Regions from separate parts of the Homo sapiens genome. Here region 2 is linked to region 1. A link is an interaction called in ENCODE POLR2A ChIA-PET data of the cell type or tissue named here. Cell type or tissue: PC-3. All regions are shown on one strand. Each heading gives the region's core, and the rest is flanking DNA. Links, peaks and the distances in the headings are about the cores only.

Region 1 (10,645 bases), core at 1,354-9,353:
AGAAATGTCTTATATGTCTTAGCCTCAAATTATTTACATCTTTGCACACACACACACGCACACACAAACATACTTGCTAGATACTGGTTCAACTATGAGAGAATTTGGGATTAAGAGAGAACATAGAAGCTCACTTGGGTAAAGCTCACTGTAGGGCTATGTTCAGTGGGAGTACATCATTTCTGCTGTTCTGGTTAACAAGTTGCATTTGCAAAGCAAATTACCCAAGATTTTGTTATACGAAAGAAGAAAAGTATGTGCAGAAATGAAACTAAAGTGGATTCTTGTGAGTCATGGTCTTCTAAAGGTTGTGAAGCCCCAAATATTGCACACAGCATTTGTGTGTATACATATATTTGCATTTTCCAGGGAAAGGATTCATAGCTTTCACCAGATTCTCAAAACAGCTGTAAGAACTAGAATATATGTGCAATAATTGTAACAACATACTGACAGATATTGATGTGTTTGTTCTCACACGTCAAAATGGCTTGCTGGCAAAGGGAAGAACCTTTCCCAGGTTTACATCTCTCTAAGGATGATCCTGGTAATCTCCAAACTGTTATTCCTATGATTCACTGCTCCCACTTAGCTTTTTTTTTTTTTTTTAAGCATCTAAACATGTGAATGATCGACAGCATCTATTAAACTTCCATGATAATTTCAAAACCTAACAGACTTCTCCTAGTAAACTTAGCAAATAGATTTTGATGTTAAATCTTGTATACTTTCAGGAAACATGTTCTCCAAAAAACCCAAATTAACATAAATTAACTAACTCAAAGGTATTTAAAATCATCAATAGTACTTTTTCTATCTAGGGAAATAAGGCACTAGGAAAAGAAAATGCATGTAAGACAAATAATATTAGTGAATTAGTTTATTTAAAACCATCAGTTTTTCCAATGTGAATGGACTGGTTCATATCACACCATATTTAGAGATACAAGGTGATTATAACTAACGTGTCTACAAGACATACTGGGTCAAACAATGTGATCAATCCAAAGGGTATCTTTTTAAAAAGAATTTAAGTACTCAGCTGCAAAGATAAGTTCACTAATGAGATTTTCTTTTTTTTTTTTTTTAAAAAAAAAAGGTTTTTAATGAGTCAAATTTATTACAAAAACTTAGTGTGTAATCAAAGCCAAATACATTCCTCAGGCATGCCAGCGGCAAGCAAAATAATGTTAATAGAATGTTATTAAAAAATAAAACTTTTTCTGAATGATATATATAAAACATCATGGCACATTATCATCATTTGACAACAGAAAACAGGAAGATATGTTTCAATACTGACTTTTTGTTGTTTCAATAAAGGTAAAAAAACAAAAATTTCAACAGAACACATAAATTAGAAATTCTAGAGGGTAAGCCATAAAGAGGTGTTCTCTTCCATGCAACTGCCAGCCGGGCATGGTGGCTCACTCCTGTAATCCCAGCATTTTGGGAGACTAAGGCAGGCAGATGGCATGAGCTCAGGAGTTCAAGACCAGCCTGGGCAAGGTGGCAAGATCCTGCCTGTACAAAAAATAAAAAATTAGCCAGGCGAGGAGTGCACACCTGTAGTTCCAGTTACTCAGAAGGCTCAGGTAGGAGGATCACTTGAGCCCAAGTCAAGGCTGAAGTGAGCCAAGATCATGCCACTGTACTCCAGCCTGGGCGCCAGAGCAAGACCCTGTCTCGGGAGAAAAAAAAAAAAAAGCATGCAATTCCCTACAAATAATGTATAATTTCAATGCATGAGAAAAAGCATCTTTACAATTCGAATATATCTTTCAGCCAGTAAAGGAACAACTCCGTAACTCCCCATCTGCTTTATCTACAAAGACTTAGTGATTACACAATAAAAACTCCTTAGTAAGAATTGTAAAATTTTTTTAAATAGCAACAATTCACTTGTTCTTTTCTATTTTATGGACTTATACATTTCAAATATGACCATGTTAACAACCAAGTATGTACAATATTTTTAAGGACAAAAATAACAATTATATACAGTTTGCAAAGATCAAATTCTAACCATGGACACCTTTCATCTAGTCCAATGACTGAAGCCTGTCCAACGCCAGTAACTCCCAGGGACTAAGGCCAAATGAAGCCTCAATGCTGTATTTACCTTTTTCCTTTCACATGCTTTTTCTTAAAGAAACATTTACAATTTACCTGCTTTGAAACTGTCAATAGCTATATTAATAATGTTTTGTGCCACAAATCAAAGTCCTTTCCTACTCAAAAGCTACTGTTAATTGAAGGCAATGTTACCATTGAGATCAAATTCAGATGTCTAGATCCCAGATACCTGGGTATGAAATATGCAAATCTGCCAAGAGAAATTAGATATTTTTCTTCTTTTCTTTTAATATAACCCACTATATAATAGTGAACTAAATATGTTTGTTTCATAGAAACAACTTACATTTGCCAATATAAGGCAAATGGTCTATGTACAGATACATCAGGACTGCCTAACTGACAGTGAGTGTTGCTAGCCAGGCTCCAAGCTAATGGAGCTAATACGGTGGAGCTCTCTGCTGAATGGACTTTCCCTTCAGGATACGTCGGATCTGGAAGAGAAACAAATAAAATTTGTGAGGTTTATTTCTTATGGCCAATGTGGTGTATTTCCTTCTGAGTTTCATTCCTTTCTTATACCATCTACACTACTCCTATTAACTTGTAAGTATACGAAGAAATACACACAATATTTCTCAAGATTTTGAGGTGACTTTTAAAAATACTAAACTCCTTTTAAACTTATTTCAGATCTCTTATAATAATCTTTGAGTTCAAGAAAGTAAAACATCTCCACTAAAAATTATCTGAAGTTGAAAATCTCCATAAACTTAACACCTATATTCTTTTCCTAATCTTTACTCTTGCTATTTGTGAGAACATTTAACATAAGACAGTAATTAAGGCATATTATAATATCTCACTTATCTTGAAGTCAGCCTCAACTAACAGGAACAGAAAACCCACATTTTATGATACACACACAAGTAAATCCTTAATACCATTCAAGTCAAAACAGCTGTCATGATATCCAAGTATTAAAGCATCTACACGTAACTTCATGGATCACAGAAAAGATCCCGGCTCATTCAGAGTGATTCATTTTACATCCCAGTCTGACAAATTTTATTTTCTATCTCTCAGCCTCCAGCAGATTAGAAGCAACAATTTAGATGAAAGGCGATTGGGGTAGGGGATACAACTGATAGCTGCTAGAAGGAAACACACGACCACAGTATGACAATAAAAGCCAGGGAAAAGAGCCTCTACCTGCCCAACACACACAAAATACCAAAGCAAAAAGGAGATAATCTGGGAACATTTAATGAAGAGTTAAATGGCTTAATATCTCAATGATCCCTGAGAGCATAGTTATATGACTGCACACCACAAACAGTGAAGTAGAAGCAAATACTGGGCTTAGGACTCTGCCTTTTACAAGTTAATGATGGTTCTGGTCCTTGGAACCTCTCTGAATATCAATTTTCTCAGTTGAAACTTGAAACTTGTAAAGTTCTTCTAACTATTAAATGATATACATGAAAACTTTTTACAAACTATAGAAATATTCTTTCTAAATTACAAAGAGCTCTATAAATAGGGGCTACTATAACATTATGGTCATAATGACAGCTCAGAATCAAAGAAAAAGCTAAACTGCATTCCACGTATTTTATTTTGTGATTAGTAAAGTATGTAATGACCTACCCACAGCCACAATCCCCCTCATTCCTCCCAGGAAAAGAGTTCCATCAAAAACATTTTAAGTTCTTGAAAGAATAAGTTCTTGTTATCTAAAAAGTTTACTCATGAAACTATTCAATACTCAATGATAATATATAACCATATTTGATGAGTAAAGCATTAAATATGCTGTTTAAAACAAAATATTTCTAGGTTTGAAATTACATAAGTAATTTTTCCATTTTTTGTTCAGTATCACTTCATAGACAGAAATAATTCTAACTATTGATGTTCACTGATCTCTTACTCTGTACCCGGGACTATTGTGAGCACTCCACATGTAACAACTCATTTAATATCCACAATATTTGAAGGCTCATACATTACAAGACTAAGATTCTCTTTCCTTGGTATCTGCAGGAACCTTGGTATCTTCTCTTTCCGAACCTTAAACCATTCTGACTTACTCTAACCCTAAGTGTGTGTCACAGAATACTACCTGACCTCTAACCATTTTGAGTCTATGGATAATCCCTCAAATTTCTTAATTGCTGTTTCCAAACGAAGAGTAACTCCACAATGCTATGACAGCTACCGTGAGACACAGACACTGATAGAGTCCACCTGAAGAGCAACAGCTGGCCTTCGCCCTGCACAGCCTCATCTCCCTTTCTGTTTCAGACTGCAGTGCCAAAAAATACTTCCTCTCCCTCCTGTGCCTCTCACCTGTTCTCCCACAGGGCCATCGGGAACCAAATGCACTGGCTGTTCGTTCTCCAAGTTCCGAGTACTTGGGTCTGCTCCCTTCCTCATCAACAGGCGGACAGCATCTAATTGTGTCAACCGATACTGCAAGCTGGCAGCAACATGGAGGGCAGTGTTGCCATTGTAAGCCTGAAGACAAAGAAATGAATTATCAGACATCAGGAAGGGGGAAATTTCATGAAAGGAGCTCAAAAACTTTGAGAGGGTGTACAGAAGGCCATTCCAACTCTGGTGTACCTTTGCATTCACAAAAGACAGGCAACTGGGCAGCTCCAAAAAGAGGCGAATGAGTTCCAGATTTGCTTCTTCAGCTGCCAAATGCAGGGCTGTGCGGCCACTTTTGCGATCCTTGTCAAAGGCAAGAGGGAGGAAAAAAAAAAAAAAAAATCCAGATACTATGCCTCAGAATACACTTTTCACCCAGTCTCCTGAATGTCTGATTCAGCTTCAGAGACTCACTTTGAATGCTCCCTTCTCCAAAATGCCTTGCTTAATCCCAAGCTAAATGGAATCTTTTATTCCTCTTAAATTTCCTATTAATTTGTCTATATGCCTCTTGTCACAATGTACCTTTTTATACAGGGTGGCCATAAAATGTAGAAAAATAAATATTTTTAAATCCTATGTCATAACCTATCAGTAAACCATTTATTATGTATTCACCTACATTTCCAGATTTGGTAGCCTCCCTGTAGAGTTATATTTAGCTATATCTCTCACCTATTTTACTAGTCAGTAAGCCTCAAGGGTCCAAATGGTTTATGACTTAGGCATTTTTCCCCCATATACTCAGTGAATAAAACCAAAATTTTAAAAGAATAAACTATTTTCCAGCTTAAAAACCAGAAGATGAATTCCACATCCTACAACAATGAAGAAATCCTTACAAAAAGCACCTTTATTCTCAGTGTATGAAAATGGAAGCCAAAATGACAATATCAATTTCAAGCATTTTCTTTACCTTTCAAAGACTATTTATTTTATACCTAAATGACCTTTTGGATAATAATTCATGGATTTAAAGCAAATCAAGAAAACACATGAAATGATCTGTTAAAATCTGGGCTTCTTGGCCGGGCGCGGTGGCTCACGCCTGTAATCCCAGCACTTCGGGAGGCCGAGGCGGGCAGATCACGAGGTCAGGAGATCGAGACCATCCTGGCTAACATGGTGAAACCCCGTCTCTACTAAAAATACAAAAAATTAGCTGGGTGTGGTGGTAGGCACCTGTAGTCCCAGCTACTGGGCAGGCTGAGGCAGGAGAATCGCTTGAACCAGGGAGTCGGAGGTTGCAGTGAGCCAAGATCGCACCACTGCATTCCAGCCTGGGCGACACAGTGAGACTCTGTCTCAAAAAAAAAAAAAATTCTGGGCTTCTTAACCACCCATACATTGCTACTCACACCATTAATTTCAGAAAAAAAAGAAAGAAGTTTGAATCTGTACTTGGAAGCAAGGTCTTTTGCTATATAACCAGTTTCTCCCCTACCCCATCTTAAACCTTTTCTGTGAATTTACCTTCGCTTCCACCGCTGCTCCCATTTGAATTAGGCACTTAATGGTATCAACCAGACTCTTATTCTTCAGTAAAAGCTCCTGAACTTCAGGTGAATGAGGCTGTTGATTTCTCTGGAGTTCATGGACCACAGCATTGTGGGCTATGACTGCACAGTGAAGGGGAGTCAGGCCTAGAAGAAAAGTATAATCAAGCAGTGGTCAAGCATCCCATCAGGTCTTTTGGTCCTTCTATAATGACAAATGCTGAGGATGGCCTCTAACTTAACCTATAAATGGGCTCCACAAGAACTAGTAAGGCAATCTGAATATTGTCTCTTTTTGGGTCTAATTTTACCTACAGAATATTTTAGCTTTAATTACCTTCCTTCTTAGTATACTTAGCACCCTTAGACCTTATGGTTCCCCCTAAGTGGCTCTGAATCTAATAAAGTTTCAGTTGCTTACCATCATAGTTAGTTGCCTCAAGATCCACAAACTGATTACTTCCCACTGCTCCCTTCTGAATCGCCTGCAGATTTTAAAAACAGACATCTGTTAGCTACATAAGCTGCGCATATACCTATTAGAATCCCCAAGAAATGAATAAGTTAACTCAAAATAGATCATTGCAACAGGCAACCTATATCCGACTTCTAATATCCAACTCTATCTCTCTGGCCTTGCAATGATGGAAGCCTGGTTTGCTGCCTCTTACCTGAAGCACCTGGGAGTGGCCCTTCTCAGCACACACATGCAGAGGTGTTCTTCCCCAGCAGTCTGTGGTGTTCACCTGTGCCCCGATGTTCACCAGATCCTGCACAATGAGATGCTGATTGGCAGCCACTGCCACCTGAAAGGCACTCTGTGGATATCCAGAGGAAAAAAGATATTTTAAACATACAATGTTATCATAACAAGGAATATGAAACTAAACTATGACTGAGGGAAAAACCCACAGAGAGAAAATAAATCCTTTGAATAAGCAATCAGATACTGTAAGACAAGGAAACTAAAGTAAGCCTAGGGTGTGGCTTTATTACTCTCAGTGTTTGGTCAAACAGCTACAAAGTTAACATTAATAACTTCAAGGTTGATGGTAGCAAAAAGTCAACATCTCAAAGTTAATATTAACTAAACTCTCTTGATCTTGAGCTCTAAGATGATCTACACATAAGGCTGGTCATCATTCACTTCACCATGACCCCCTCTTTGCCATTTCAGACTCTGTCAAGGTCCTCACCTGTCCATTGTGCTCTTTAATATCCAGCATGTGAAGTGCATTCATCTTTCTTGCAAGAACATAGGAAAGTGCCCTTCTCCCTTGGGCAACAGCAATATGAAGGAACCTGGGGAACATGGAAAGGAAAGCGGGTGAATCACTTCTGATTTCACTAAGTTGTTCTTTTGAAAAAAAAAAAAAAATCTTCCTTTAGCCCCCTTTTTATATATTGGTACACTCAAATGAAACATTACAAAGCATAATTTGTCTTTTCTGCTACATTGATAATACACCCCAGTTGGAACAGGATGGGTTAGGCTATCAGAAATAAGAAAAAGAAGAATGTCAAGCACCATACTGATCAACTTAAATCTATTATTTTTAATACTCATAAAACCCCTATACAAGAGGTATTATCATTTTACACGTCAAGGAACTGAGACCTAAGGAGGTTAAATAACTTGCCCAAGGCCACAAAGACATCAGGACAGATTAAGATCAATCTACAAACCAACTCACAGTTTATCCCTAATCATGATCTAACTGTTTCTGTTCTATAGACATAGTCTACGCTGGTCTTCCAAACTCAATTAATCAAGAAGATACAGATATTTTTATCAATTTAGAACAGATTATCTGTTCAGCCAAAAAATTTTTTGAAGGAAAACCCTTTCTTGACATACTAGCTATCACTGAGTGGCGGTTTCTATCTACACCAGTCATCTTGGTTAGCCAACCACTAACTAAGGTATACCTTGTTATACCCTAGAAAAATTATATGCTCACTAGTCCAACAAGTGTGGCTTACCTAATTAAGAACATGAGATAAAAGAATACTCACGTGTCACCATCTGCATCCTTTGAAAGAAACTGGTCTTGGGAAATATTTGCCAATTTGCTTTCTTCCTGCTCCACCTGCCACTGAAAAAGTGATTTCCCTAACTGTGTGGTGTTCATTGGATTTCCCATGTTTGAGAATGGCAGTGAAGTGTTTGAAGAGTCAGAGGCCATCTCGTGCCCCACCATGGCCTCACAGGCGCTGCTGGGCATCATGCTGAAGCTGTGCAAGTGAGCATCATTTTGCTGCTGAACACTGGAGGAAGTCTGCATGGGATTAGCAATATTCTCAGATTCCCTTTGATCACCAAGAAGGGAAACTAAGCTTTGGTTTGGGCAAAACTGTGATTCTGGACCATCAAAGAGGTTTGGTTCATAAGCGGGGGACTGGGGAGGTATGGGAAAAGGACTGTATTCCAGAGTTGGTTTGTGGGTGTAGTGTGGCTGCTGCTCTACATGCTGGTTCTGTGGAGAATACTGGTACAGGGAAGCCTGGTCTATCATTTGTTGGGAGCCCCTGACTTGGAATGGTTGGCATTTCTGAGGTGGAGAAAAGACCTGCCCTCCATGGAAGTCCTGACACTGCTCTGCGGGGGAGCTCTGAGGGACCACCACGGGGTTCAGCCAGCTAACTTGAACTGTGTTCAGGGAAACGGGGCTGCATTCATTCTTAATGTTGATAATGTTCTGAAGCAGATCAGCACTGCTCTCCTGTTTGGGTTCATTGAGATGAACATCTTCCATGCTCTCCCCGGGCGTTGGTGTTTGAGGTGGTGTCTGGAAAGAAGGAAAATGCAACTTGCACACTCACTTCCTTCTAAAATTATCCCAGGAATAATTTCCAAAGGATAGTCAGAGGAAAATGGTGAGATACTTACCAAAAATTGGGAATGCAACAGAGCTGGCCTTTTGCAAGCAGGTCCATCAGACAACGAATCGGGCCCTTTCCTTTTCCCACTGTATGATACTGTGTTCTTCAATTCTGTACCCAAAGGAATACAGCCTCTGTCATCATTTTATTTTATAAATGTTACCCATAATTACACTCTATTATTTACTCCAAAGCCCTGAAAAAATTACAAATACAAGTAACTCTTACCTCTGAACTGTTCTATGTTCACACCTTGTGTCTATAAAGAAAAAAGTTTCCAATTTAGTGTATACAAAATGACTTCCTCTTAATATACATCAGTAAGTAGGCTTATCTCTACCACCCTTTATAGCTTACCATAAATCTCTGATATGGTTTTTCTATCAATATTGATTTTCTATATCAATTTTTATTCTATCTTGCGACTTCCTCATTTTCACTTTCACCTTAGCTCAACGCAGGTCAAGATGAAATTAATAAGACCATTTGATTTTTCCCTTTCTAGTTAAAATGTTCCATTTCAGTTGAGCCTCTGAACTTGCCTTCATTTATTTATTCATTGAGTTTCTCTTGCCCACCTACCAGGTGTCTGGCACTGGGCTAAGGAGGATACAACAGACCAGACAAATATGGTCTCTGTCCTATGGACTTTGTCATCTTATGAAAAATTTCAAGTGACTTACTTGATGACTGGACCTAGGTCATCATAATAACCCTGACAGACTAACCCCTCTCCCCAACTCTATACTCAAAACAGAAAAATAGATGTCACCTTAAAATCATCCACAGCTTGGCCAGAAGCCTTCTGTTTATGACTTCGGATGTGCAACAGGAGTTCCTTCACTGAGTTCTTTACCCGAACACCTTGAAAGGGGCCTCTCTGCTGCCTGCCAACCCCCATATGGGGCTCAACTGTTCAAAAGAAAACAAAACATATTCCTGGTTAAATATCTTCACAGACATAAACGTTAATAATCCCAAAAGTATAGCTGTTGCCTAATGTATAAAGTCCCCAAGCAGCACATTGCAAAACCTTTCCAACTTGCTCTGGTCAATCAATGGCCTTGTGAGTCCCGAGCTCTGCTCAAAGGTCCTAAGTTGCCTGATACCTTTCTCCACTGGGTACCCTAAGAAATTAAAGTTCATAAAAATTTGGTCAAGGATCCTCAGAGCCAATAGGTAAACCCAAATTAAGCCTCTCTATCTCTCAGCTCTAACCACCCATGAGAGTGGATCACATTTTTTTCTCAGCCCTAACCACCCATGAGAATGGATGACAGATTTTGCCATCCTGACTCTCATAGTTCTATAATTATTCTTGACTTTGGAAAAACTTTGGGGAGCAAGTGATAAATGATGCACTTTTAGCTTTTTAAACCAATGGTTTTATGTTCACATAGAAATTTTAAAGTCTATCAATTCCGCTTACCTAAGAAGGCACAAAACAACTTCTTTCAAAGATCTCTATGTACGAAAACCTGACAATTAACAACGTCTTAGATTTATGTCTTATTATTTCCTTCAATTCAACTGTGCCAAAAAAGCTGCTTAAATTCACTGAGCTTAAACACATTTCTACATATGCACACAGGATTTCCCCTCATTGACTGTTTTTGGAATTACTTACACAGGTCTTCTAAGTAAAAAGGAAATATGCTTGTTTCACTTTTAAACTTTGAAATACACTTTAGCATTTGGTATACAAGTACAGTACTCCACTTCTGATCACTATTATGTCACAACCTCTTAGTATG
Region 2 (10,645 bases), core at 915-8,914, 300 kb before region 1:
TATGACAATTTTGCCATTTTCATTTTTATTTAATAATATATAGGAAAAATATGTTCATGTCTACTACATGCATATCTACTGTCTTCCTCTTTTTTTCCACATTATAAGATTCCATATATAAGAAATACCCAAGATAGGTAAATCCATCGTGACAAAATCAGATTAGTGGTTGTCCAAGACTGAAGTGGAGCAGAAGAGAAATGGCTGCTTAATGAATACAGGTTTCCTTTGGGGATGATAACAGTCAGCAGCACCAACTCACCACTATGTGAGTGTCTGTCTCAAAAGTGAGTCCTCTAGGCCCACTCCAGCTCATGCCACCAGGAGAAAAGACAATTGTTCTAACTAAGTCCTACCAAATTTACGGATTCATGAGCAAATTTTTTGTTGTTGATTTAAGCCACTAAATTCAGAAGCATTTTGTTAGACAGCAATAAATAACTGCATTCCTCATTATTATTCTTTCCAAATTTTATTTTCAACATTCTTCATATAAAATTTATTATCAATTTTGTCAGTGGTGGATTCTGATTGGCATTTTACTCAATATATAGATTATTTGTGGAGAAAGTTGATATCTTTATCATCTTTCCTCCAAAAAATACTGTATGTGTTTCTTCATATATTGTTTTGTATCTTTCATGTATGTTTCATAATGCTCTTTATAGAAATGTCTTCCTAGACACTTTTTAGTTTTTATTGCTATTGTAAATCTTGAATATTTTTGTACCAATTATACATAACTGAATAACAAAATCTAAAATTTAATGGTTTAAAACAATACCCATTTATTTGTTCAACATTTTGTTAATTGGACATTTGAACTAAGCTCAGCTAGGAAAAGGGCACTTTTTCTGGTCTAACCAGGGTCATTGATACAGATGTAGTCATCTGGTGGTTTCACTGGCAATAGATTTCCTAGCATGGCTTTACTCATATGTCTGGTGTTGATGCTGGCTATTAGCTGATTAGTTTAGTGGGTATCAGCTGGTTAAGCTCATTTCTGCTTCGCATGGCCTTTTATCCTAGAGACTAGAGGATAGTATTGGACTCATCCAGAGGACTCTAGACTAGATACTGCAGTTCTTCACATCATGGAATAGTGTTTCAAAAGAACCAAAGTGAAAGCTGCAGGACCTCTTGAAACTGAGACTCAAAGCTACATAGCCTCAATTCCCACACATTGTGTTAGTCAAAGCAAGTCCAAAGCCAGCCCAGATTTATGAGAGTGTAGAAATCAATGCCACTGCTCATGAAAGGAGCTGAAAAGAATCTGTGGTTATCTTTAATATTCCACATTTATCCATCACATATATAATTTGCTATGTAAGAGAAAGTTTTTTATTTGTACACAGTAATCTTAAAATGTACCAATGAGTTGAGCTTCTTTTTACCTTGAATATTTTAATGTATAGTCTCTTGGCTATTCTATTCATAAAATCCTATCATTTGAAAATAATGATAGTTTTTTCTTCCTATCTATAACGAACATTTTTGTTTTATTTTCTTGCTTGTTGTATCGGCTAGAATCTCCAAAACTGGTGATAATGAAAATAGTTTCATCTTATTTCAGACACTAGAAAGAATATCTTTAGGTTTTAAATAGCTAATATAATTTTTAATATTGACTCCTAATAGGTTTCTTCTTTTTTCCAACCAAGGACATGAAATTCAATTAATCAAAACTCTTGGGTCATGATACCATTCTCATTATTGGACCATGAACAGCTCTTTTTTCTGTTTACTTTAAGGATGTTTCTTCTATTTTTACTTCATTAAGGGTTTAACAGTAGATATTGGACTAAATCAAATTCCTCTTCTACATCTACTAATATGATTTTCCTCCTTTAATATATTATTAGATTACTTTTCATTGTGCTATGTCCCTGGACTAAATCTTACTTGGTCACTGGAATTATTAGTAGCATATTTATTTTTATTTTTATTTTTATTTTTATTTTTATTTTTATTTTTATTTAGAGGGAGCCTTGCTCTGTTGCCCAGGCTGGAGTGCAGTGGCACGATCTCAGCTCACTGCAACCTCTGCCTCCTGGGTTCAAGCGATTCTCCTGCCTCAGCCTCCCAAGTAGCTGGGATTACAGGTACCCACCACCACGCCCAGCTAATTTTTGTATTTTGGTAGAGGTGGGGTTTCACTATGTAGGTCAAGCTGGTCTCAAACTCCTGACCTCAAATGATCCGCCCACCTCAGCCTCCCAAAATGCTGGGATTACAGGCATGAGCCACAGCGCCCGGCCATAGCATATTATTTTATAACTGATTTGCATGTATTTGTTTAGGGTCTTTTTCCATTTATAATTTTGCATGAGATTTGTTGTCTTTTCATGAATGGAGTTTACATTGGTATTGTGATTTTTTTTTTGAAAGTTCATAGGATTTTGGGTCTGAAGACTGAGTTATAACCACTGTTCTTCTACTAATAAACTGGTCAAGTCACTTAACTTCTTCCTCCAATTGTAATAATGTCTACTTACCTATTTGACAAGTTATCACAAGAAACAGATGAGATAAAGTATATGAATGTTCTTTACAACATACAAGGCAAAACGGCTAGTTATTATTTCAGCAAGCAATAATTCAAAATAACAATAGTTAGCATTACTGAATGCTTGCTAATACATGAGGTTTTGTGCTGTGGACTTTACATGAATCATCTTATTTAATCCTCTCAATAAACAATGAGACAGATACTCTTATTAGGTTAACAACCATAGGATTTAAAAAATTAATAATATGATTAAGGAATTTAATTGTTGAATTCTTAAGTCAGGTTATATCAATTAGAAGTCTGTCATCCTCTGTTTTCATTTCTTTCCTTCGTGACCTTCTCCTACGGTGTATAGGCTATGCTGTTTGCTCTTGCAAAACTACTCCTTATACTGCTTTGTGACTGGGAATCCTGGCTTGTATAGACAACATCAATGGATTTCCATGTTCTCTGACTCTGATTGGGCTCAGCTGATAGATATCACAAGCCACTGTACCTGTATTTTATGCTTAGGAAAAAATTCAAGAAGACAAGCTTGAATTTGTAGTATGTCCAAAAGCTACATAACCTACCTTTCTCATCTGTTCTATTTTTTTCCTGGTTTTCATTACTGCTCCTCTTTAAGACTTACATCTTCAGAAATGTAGATAGGCATAGTTATGAAATTATGTTCTTTTTTAAAACTACATATCAAGGTGGGGTATGGTGGCTCACAGTTGTAATCCCACCACTTTGGGAGGCCAAGGTGGGTGGATCGCTTGAACCCAGGAGTTCGAGACCAGCCCTGGCAACATGGTGAAACCCTATCTCTACAAAAAATACAAAAATTAGCCAGACATAGTGGTGCACGACTGTGGTCCCAGCTACTCAGAGGGCTGAGGCAGGAGGATCATTTGAGCCCAGGAGGTCGAGCCTGCAGTGACCAGTGATCATGCCACTGCACTCCAGCTTAGGTAACAGAGCAAGAACTTGTCTCAAAAAAAAGAAAAAGAAAAAAGAAAAAAAAGAAAAAACATATCAATATAAGCCTGGTTGTTTTTCATCACAGCATTGATTCTTAGATAATTACTTTTAAATTCTGAACTTCTCTGTAATTTTAGAGATATGGTGTAGCTCCAAATTAGATATTAAAGATCAAGTGCTTTGCTACCACAAGATGTATGGTGGATAGAATAAGGGGTAATAGTATACTATTGGGTTGGTGCAAATGTAATTGTGAATTTTTTTCCATTACTTTCAATGGCAAAAATCACAATTACTTTTGCACCAACCTAATATAATCTTCCCTGGCCAAGCCAAAGATTCTTTGTGACCTCGCATTTTTAGAAGGCACAGAAAAGCCAGAGCATTTTCAGAGGAAAGGGATCCAACTGGCAAGAAAACATACAAAGAATAATAGAAAGTTCTGCATGTGCTTAACCTGGAAGATAGAATTTTGAGGGGGAGCAGGAAAAGAGAGTTGACTTCAATCTTGAAAGGTGGCCACATTAGAAGGTAGTTATGTTTGTTCCATATGGCCATTGTGAGTATTACAGGAACCTTTTGGGTAATAAATAAAAAGTGACTGTTGTTAGCTCAATACAAGCATGGTTTGAGCTCAAGTCTAACATCACAGGAGTCAGATCTATCTAGTAAATTAAAGGGACATGTCCAAGTCCCATTTGCAAGAAAAATTAAGGAACTCCCTGGATGTCATTTCATTGTAAATAAAGAGGTCAGTGGGCACAAAGCTGTCAACCCAAACACAAAGCCTTCTTTAGCTAAGGGAGAGTGGACTCAGAAATGCACGGTGAGGTCTCCTGATTTAGCCTCTTGATGAACTCATGACTGCATGTTCAGCAAGAGAGGTGGGGAGGTAGATGGTTTAGTGCCATAAATAATAACCAAAAGTACCATTTTCACTAGCAAGTCTACAAGACTTTGGGGCAAAGTGGCTCTGGGTTGAAGCCATACTGACTAAAAGTTATTTAAAAGGGAAAATTTTTTTTTCTACTGACTCACAACACAGGAAAAGAGCAACAGGACAAGAAACAAACAGAGGCTGCTTCATGGTAACTGAACATGACTCACTGAGCGCATGTGAAACATTCCCTGGATACACCTCAACAAGCTGGGAGTTGAAGGACATTTTAGGTATTATCAGGGGAGGTATGAAAAAACCAAACTCAGGTTACTTAAAGAGACTTATCCACCAGTGTGAAGTATCAAAACATGAAATAAGCGACCTAGAGAATACACTCTCGGGGTTAGGAGGAACATGTCTTCATATCTAGCCCAGCACTCCCATACAGTGGGCTCTTAATAAATATTTACTGAATGGAAATTTAACTTTTCTTTTTAAAATATTTTATTTTAATTTTTATGGGTACATAGTAGTTGTATATATTTACAGGAAACATGTACTATTTTGATACAGGCATACAACGTGTAATAATCACATCAGGGTAAATGGAATATGTATCAACTCAAGCACTTATCCTTTCTTTGTATTACAAGCAAACCAACTGTACTCTTTCAGTTATTTATAAATGTACAATAAATTATTGTTGTCTATAGTCACCCGGTCTATGATCAAATACTGGATCTTATTTATTCTAAATATAATTTTGTACCCATTAAAAAATGTCCCCCCTCCACCACCTCCCTACTCCCCTACCTTCACCCCACCCTCACACTGTCCTTCCCAGCCTCTGGTAACCATCATTCTACTCTCTATCTCCATGAGTGTAACTGTTTTCATTTTCAGCAACCAAAACTGAGTGGGAACATGTGAAATTTATCTTTCTGTGCCCAACTTATTTCATTCAACATAATGATCTCCAGTTCCACTGATGTTGATGCAAATGACAGGATCTCATTCTTTTTCTTTTCTTTTTTTTTTGAGACGGAGTCTCACTCTGTTGCCCAGGCTGGAGTGTGCAGTGGTGCAATCTTGACTCACTCCTGGGTTCATGCCGTTCTCCTGCCTCAGCCTCTGGAGTAGCTGGGACTACAGGCACCCGCCATCACGCCCGGCTAATTTTTTGTATTTTTTTTAGTAGAGACGGGGTTTCACTGTGTTATCCAGGATGGTCTCCATCTCCTGACCTCGCCTGTCTCAGCCTCCCAAAGTGCTGGGATTACAGGCATGAGCCACCGTACCCAGCCAATCTCATTCTTTTTAAAGCTAAATAGTACTCCATTGTGTAAATGTATCACATTTCCTTTATCTATTTTTCTGTTCATAGACACCTAGGTTGCTTCCAAATCTTGGCTATTGTGAATAATGCTGAAATAAATATAGCAGTGGAGATGTCACTTTAGTATACTGATTTCCTTTCTTTTGGGTGTATACCTAGCAGTAGGATTGCCTAATAATATGTTATCTCCATTTTTAGCTTTCTGAGAAACCTCCAAACTGTTCTCCATAGTGGTTGTACTAATTTACATTCTCACTAATAGTGTACCAGGGTTCCTGTTTCTCTGCATCTTCGTCAGTATTTGTTATTGCCTGTCTTTTGTATAAAAGCCATTTTAACAAGGATAAGATGATATCTCATTGCAGATTTCATTTGCATTTCTCTGATGATCAGTGATGTGCCTTTCATCAGTGCCTTTTCACATTCCTATTTGCCATTTGTATGTCTTCTTTTGAGAAATGTCTATTAAAATCTTTAGCCTATTTTTAAAATGGATTATTAGTTTTTTCCTATAGAGTTGTTTGCGCTCCTTCTATATTCTAGTTATTAATTCCTTGTCAGATGGATAGTTTGCAAATATTTTCTCCCATTCTGTGTGTTGTCTCTTCACTTTGTCGATTATTTTCTTTGCTGTTCAGAAGCTTTTTAACTTGATGTGATTCCATTTGTCCACTTTTGCTTTGGTTGCCTGTGTTTGTGGGGTATCATTCAAGAAATCTGTGCCCAGTCCAATGTCCTGGAGAGTTTTCCCAAAGTTTTCTTTTCCTAGTTTCTTAGTTTGAAATTTTAGATTTAAGTCTTTATCCATTTTGATTTTATATTTGTGTGCAGCAAGAGATAGGGGTTTAGTTTCATTCTTCTGCATATGTCTAGTTTTCCCAGCACTGTTTATTGTAGATGTATGGATTTGTTTCTGGGTTCCCTGTTCTGCTTTATTGGTCTGTGTGTCTGTTTTTATGCCAATACCATGCTGTTTTGTTTACTCTAGTTTTGTTGTATAAATGGTCAGATAATGTGATTTCTTCAGTTTTGTTCTTTTCACTCAGGAGAGCGTTGGCTGTTCTGGGTCTTTTGTGATTCCATATAAATTTTGGGATTTTTGTTTCTGTTTCTATGAAGAATGTCATTGGCATTTTGATAGAGATTGCACCGACTTTAACAATGTTGATTCTTCCAATCCATGAACATGGAATATCTTTCCGTTTTTGTGTCCTCTTCAATTTCTTGCATCAATGTTTTACAGTTTTTATTGTAAGGATTTTTTACTTCTTTAGTTAATTCCTAGCTATTTAATTTTATTTGTAGCTATTGTAAATGGGATTACTTTCTTGATTTCTTTTTCAGATGTTCACTGTTGGCATATAGAAGTACTACTGATTTTGTACATTAATTTTTTATCCTGCAATGTTACTAAATTTGTTTATCAGTTCTGATAATTTTTTGGTGGAGTATTTACATTTTTCCAAATAAAAGATCGTATCATCTGTAAACAAGGGCAATTTGACTTCCTTTCCAATCTGGTGCCCTGTGTTTTTTTCTCTTATCTGATTGCTCTAGCTAGAACTAACAGTACTATGTTGAATAACAATGGTAAAAGTGGGCATTCTTGTTGTGTTCCAGATCTTAGAGGAAGGACATGAAGTTTTTCCCCATTCAGTGTGATACTAGCTGTGAGTCGTCATATATGGCTTTTCTGTGTTGAGGTATGTTCCTTCTATACCCAGTTTTTTTAGAGTTGTTATTATGAAGGGATGTTGAATTTTATCAAATGCTTTTCAGCATTAGTTGAAATGATCATATGGTTTTTGTCCCTCATTCTGTTGATATGGTGTATCACATTGATTGATTTGCATATGTTGAACCACCCTGGCATCCCTGCTTTAAATGCTACTTGGTCATGATGAATAATCTTTTTCATATGGTGTTTAATTTGATTTGCTAGTATTTCATTGAGGATTTCTGCATCAATGTTCATCAGGGATAGTGGCCTGTAGTTTTCTCTTTTTGACGTGTTTTTGTCTGGTTTTGGTATCAGGGTAATATTGACCTCATAGAATGAGTTTGGAAGTATTCCCTCATCCTCTATTTTTCAGAATAGTTTAATTAGGGTTGGTATTAGTTCTTTTAATGTTTGCTAAATTTCCAGAGTAAAACCATACAGTCCCAGACTTTGCTAGGTGATATGATTTGGCTGTATCCTCACCCAAATCTCATCTTGAATTGTAGCTCCCATAATTGCTGTGTGTTGTTGGAGGGACCTGGTGGGGGAAAATTGCATCATAAGGGTGGTTTCCCACATGCTGCTTTCATGGTAGTGAACAAGTATCATGAGATCTGATCATTTTATAAGGAGTTTCCCCTTTTGCTTGGCTCTCATTCTCTCTTACCTGGTGCCATATAAGATGCCCCTTTGCTTTTCCTTTATAAATGACCAGTACCAATTTACTGTATTATTCTGTTCTCATGCTGCTAATAAAGACATACCCAAGATTGGGTAATTTATAAAGGAAAGGTGTTTAAAGAATTCACAGTTCCACATGGCTGGGGAGACCTCACAATCATGACAGAAGATGAAGGAAAAGCAAAGGGGCATCTTACATGGTACCAAGTAAATGTGGAAGCGAGTTTGGAACTGGATAACAGGCAGAGGTTGGAACATTTTGGAGGGCTTGGAAGAAGACAGGAAAATGTGGGAAAGTTTTAAACTTCGTAGCCACTTGCTAAATGGCTTTGACCAAAATGATATGGACAATGAAATCTAGGCTGAGATGGTCTCACCTGCAGATAAGGAATTTGTTGGGAATTGAAGTAAATGTGACTCTTGCTCTGTTTAAGCAAAGAGACTGGTGGCATTTTGCCCCTACCCTAGAGATGTGTGGAACTTTGAACTTGAGAAAGATGACTTAGGGTATCTGATGGAAGAAACTTCTAAGCAGCAAAGCATTCAAGAGGTGATTTCAGTGCTGTTAAAACGCATTCAATTTTAAAAGGAAAACAGAGCATAAAAGTTCAGAAAATATGCAGCCTGATGATGTGATAGAAAAGAAAAACCCATTTTCTAAAGAGAAATTCAAGCTGGTTTCGTGAGCTGGGCCCAAGCCTCTCTGCTGTATTCAGCCTAGGAACTTGCTGTCCTGCATCCCAGCCACTCTAGCCATGGCTGAAAGAGGCCAAGATATGGCTTGAGCAGTGGCTTCAGAGGATGCAAGCCCCAAGCCTTGGCAGCTTTCATGTGATGTTGATCCTGAGGATGCACATAAGAACTGAGGTTTAGAACCTCAGCTTTGATTTCAGAGGATGTATGGAAATGCCTGGATGTCCAGGCAGAAGTTTGCTGCAGGGGCAGAGCCCTCGTGGAGAACCTTTGCTAGGGGAGTGTTGAAGGGAAATGTAGAGTTGAAGTCCCCACACATAGTTCCCACTGGGGCACTGCCTAGTGGAGCTTTGGATCACCATCCACAAGACCCCAGAATGGTAGATCTACTCACAGCCTGCACCATGTGCCTGGAAAAGCCTCACTCAATGCCAGCCCATGAAAGCAGCCAGGAGGGAAGATGTACCTTCAAAGCCATAGGGATGGAGCTGCCCAAGACCATGGGAACCCATCTCTTGCATCATCAACATGACCTACTTGTTAGACATGGAGTCAAAGGAGATCATTTTGGAGCTTTAAGATTTGACTGACTTGTTGCATTTCAGACTTGCATGGGGCCTTTAGCTTCTTTGTTTTGGCCAATTTATCCCATTTGGAATGGGTATATTTATCCAGTGCCTGTACCCCCATTGTATCTAGGAAGTAACTAACTTGCTTTTGATTTTACAGGCTGATAGGTGGAAGGGACCTGCTTTGTCTCAGATGAGACTTTGAACTGTGGATTTTTGAGTTAATGCTGAAATGAATTAAGGATTTGGGAGGCTGTTGGGAATGCATGATTGGTTTTGAAATGTGAGGACTTGAGATTTTGGACAGGGCCAGGAGTGGAATGATATGGTTTGGCTGTGTTCCCACCCAAATCTCATCTTGAATTGTACCTCCCATAATTTCCACATGTTGTGGGAGGGACCTGTTGGGAGAGAATTGAATCATGGTGGCAGTTTCCCCCATACTGTTCTCATGGTAGTGAATAAGTTTCATAAGATCTGATCGTTTTATAAGGGGTTTCCCCTTTTGCTTGGCTCTCATTCTGTCTTGCCTGCTGCCATGTAAGATATCCCTTTGCTCTTCCTTCATCTTTCACCATGATTGTGAGGCCTCTCCAGCCATGTAGAGCTGTGAGTCCACTAAGCCTCTTTCCTTTATAAATTACCTAGTCCTGGGTATGTCTTTATTAGCAGCATGAGAACAGACTAATACACTGGGGGACTTTTTATTACAACTTCAATCTCATTACTTGTTATTGGTCTGTTTGGGTTTTGGATTTTTTCCAAGTTCAAGATTGGTAGGCTATATGTGTCTAGAAATTTATCCATTTCTTCTAGATTTTCCAATTTATTGTAAGTGGAGTGTTGAAGTTTCCAGCTATTATTGTATTGAGTGTCTGTCTCTCTTCAGCTCTAATAATATTTGCTTTATATATGTGAGTTTTCCAGTGTTAGGTGCATATATATTTATAGTTGTTGTATTCTCTTGCTGAATTGACCCTTTTATTATTATATAATGATCTTCTTTGTCTCTTGTTAGAGTTTTTGTTCTGAAATCTATTTTGTCTGATCTAAGTATAGCTACTCCTACTCTTTTATAGGTATCCATTTGCATGGAATATCTTTTTCCATCTCTTGTTTTCATTTTATATGTGTCTTTATTGAATCTTGTTTTGTTATCCATTCAGTCACTTTATGTATTTTGATTAGAGAGCTTAGTCCATTTATATGTAATGTTATTATTGATAAGTAAGGACTTACTCTTGCCATTTTGTTATTTTTTTATGGTTGTTCTATGATCTTATGTTCCTTCTTT

The links. Peaks named below come from ENCODE experiments on the same cell type or tissue, not always from the same donor. Only the 100,000 strongest peaks of a DNase experiment are listed, where the experiment ranks them.
Region 2: POLR2A ChIA-PET joins it to region 1 with 14 read pairs; 12 of 35 experiments call an interaction of 5 or more read pairs at or near these places.

Annotation. Positions count from the first base shown.
Region 1 is chr3:101,851,243-101,861,887 of GRCh38, reverse strand. NFKBIZ (NFKB inhibitor zeta) reads right to left here. Exons shown (of 12, transcript NM_031419.4): 2 at 9,664-9,803; 3 at 9,120-9,150; 4 at 8,899-9,002; 5 at 8,025-8,797; 6 at 7,205-7,310; 7 at 6,680-6,826; 8 at 6,430-6,493; 9 at 5,986-6,155; 10 at 4,705-4,815; 11 at 4,429-4,596; 12 at 866-2,570. The coding sequence ends at 2,517. Among named protein-coding and RNA genes, the nearest start is that of NFKBIZ, 7.1 kb to the right of the region's middle. In PC-3, for the core only: no CTCF peak of the experiment used is centred there; no DNase peak of the experiment used is centred there; H3K4me3 peaks cover 521 bases.
Region 2 is chr3:102,150,526-102,161,170 of GRCh38, reverse strand. No RefSeq gene overlaps it. Among named protein-coding and RNA genes, the nearest start is that of RDUR, 210 kb to the right of the region's middle. In PC-3, for the core only: no CTCF peak of the experiment used is centred there; DNase peaks (open chromatin) are centred at 2,660 and 4,570; H3K27ac peaks cover 3,419 bases.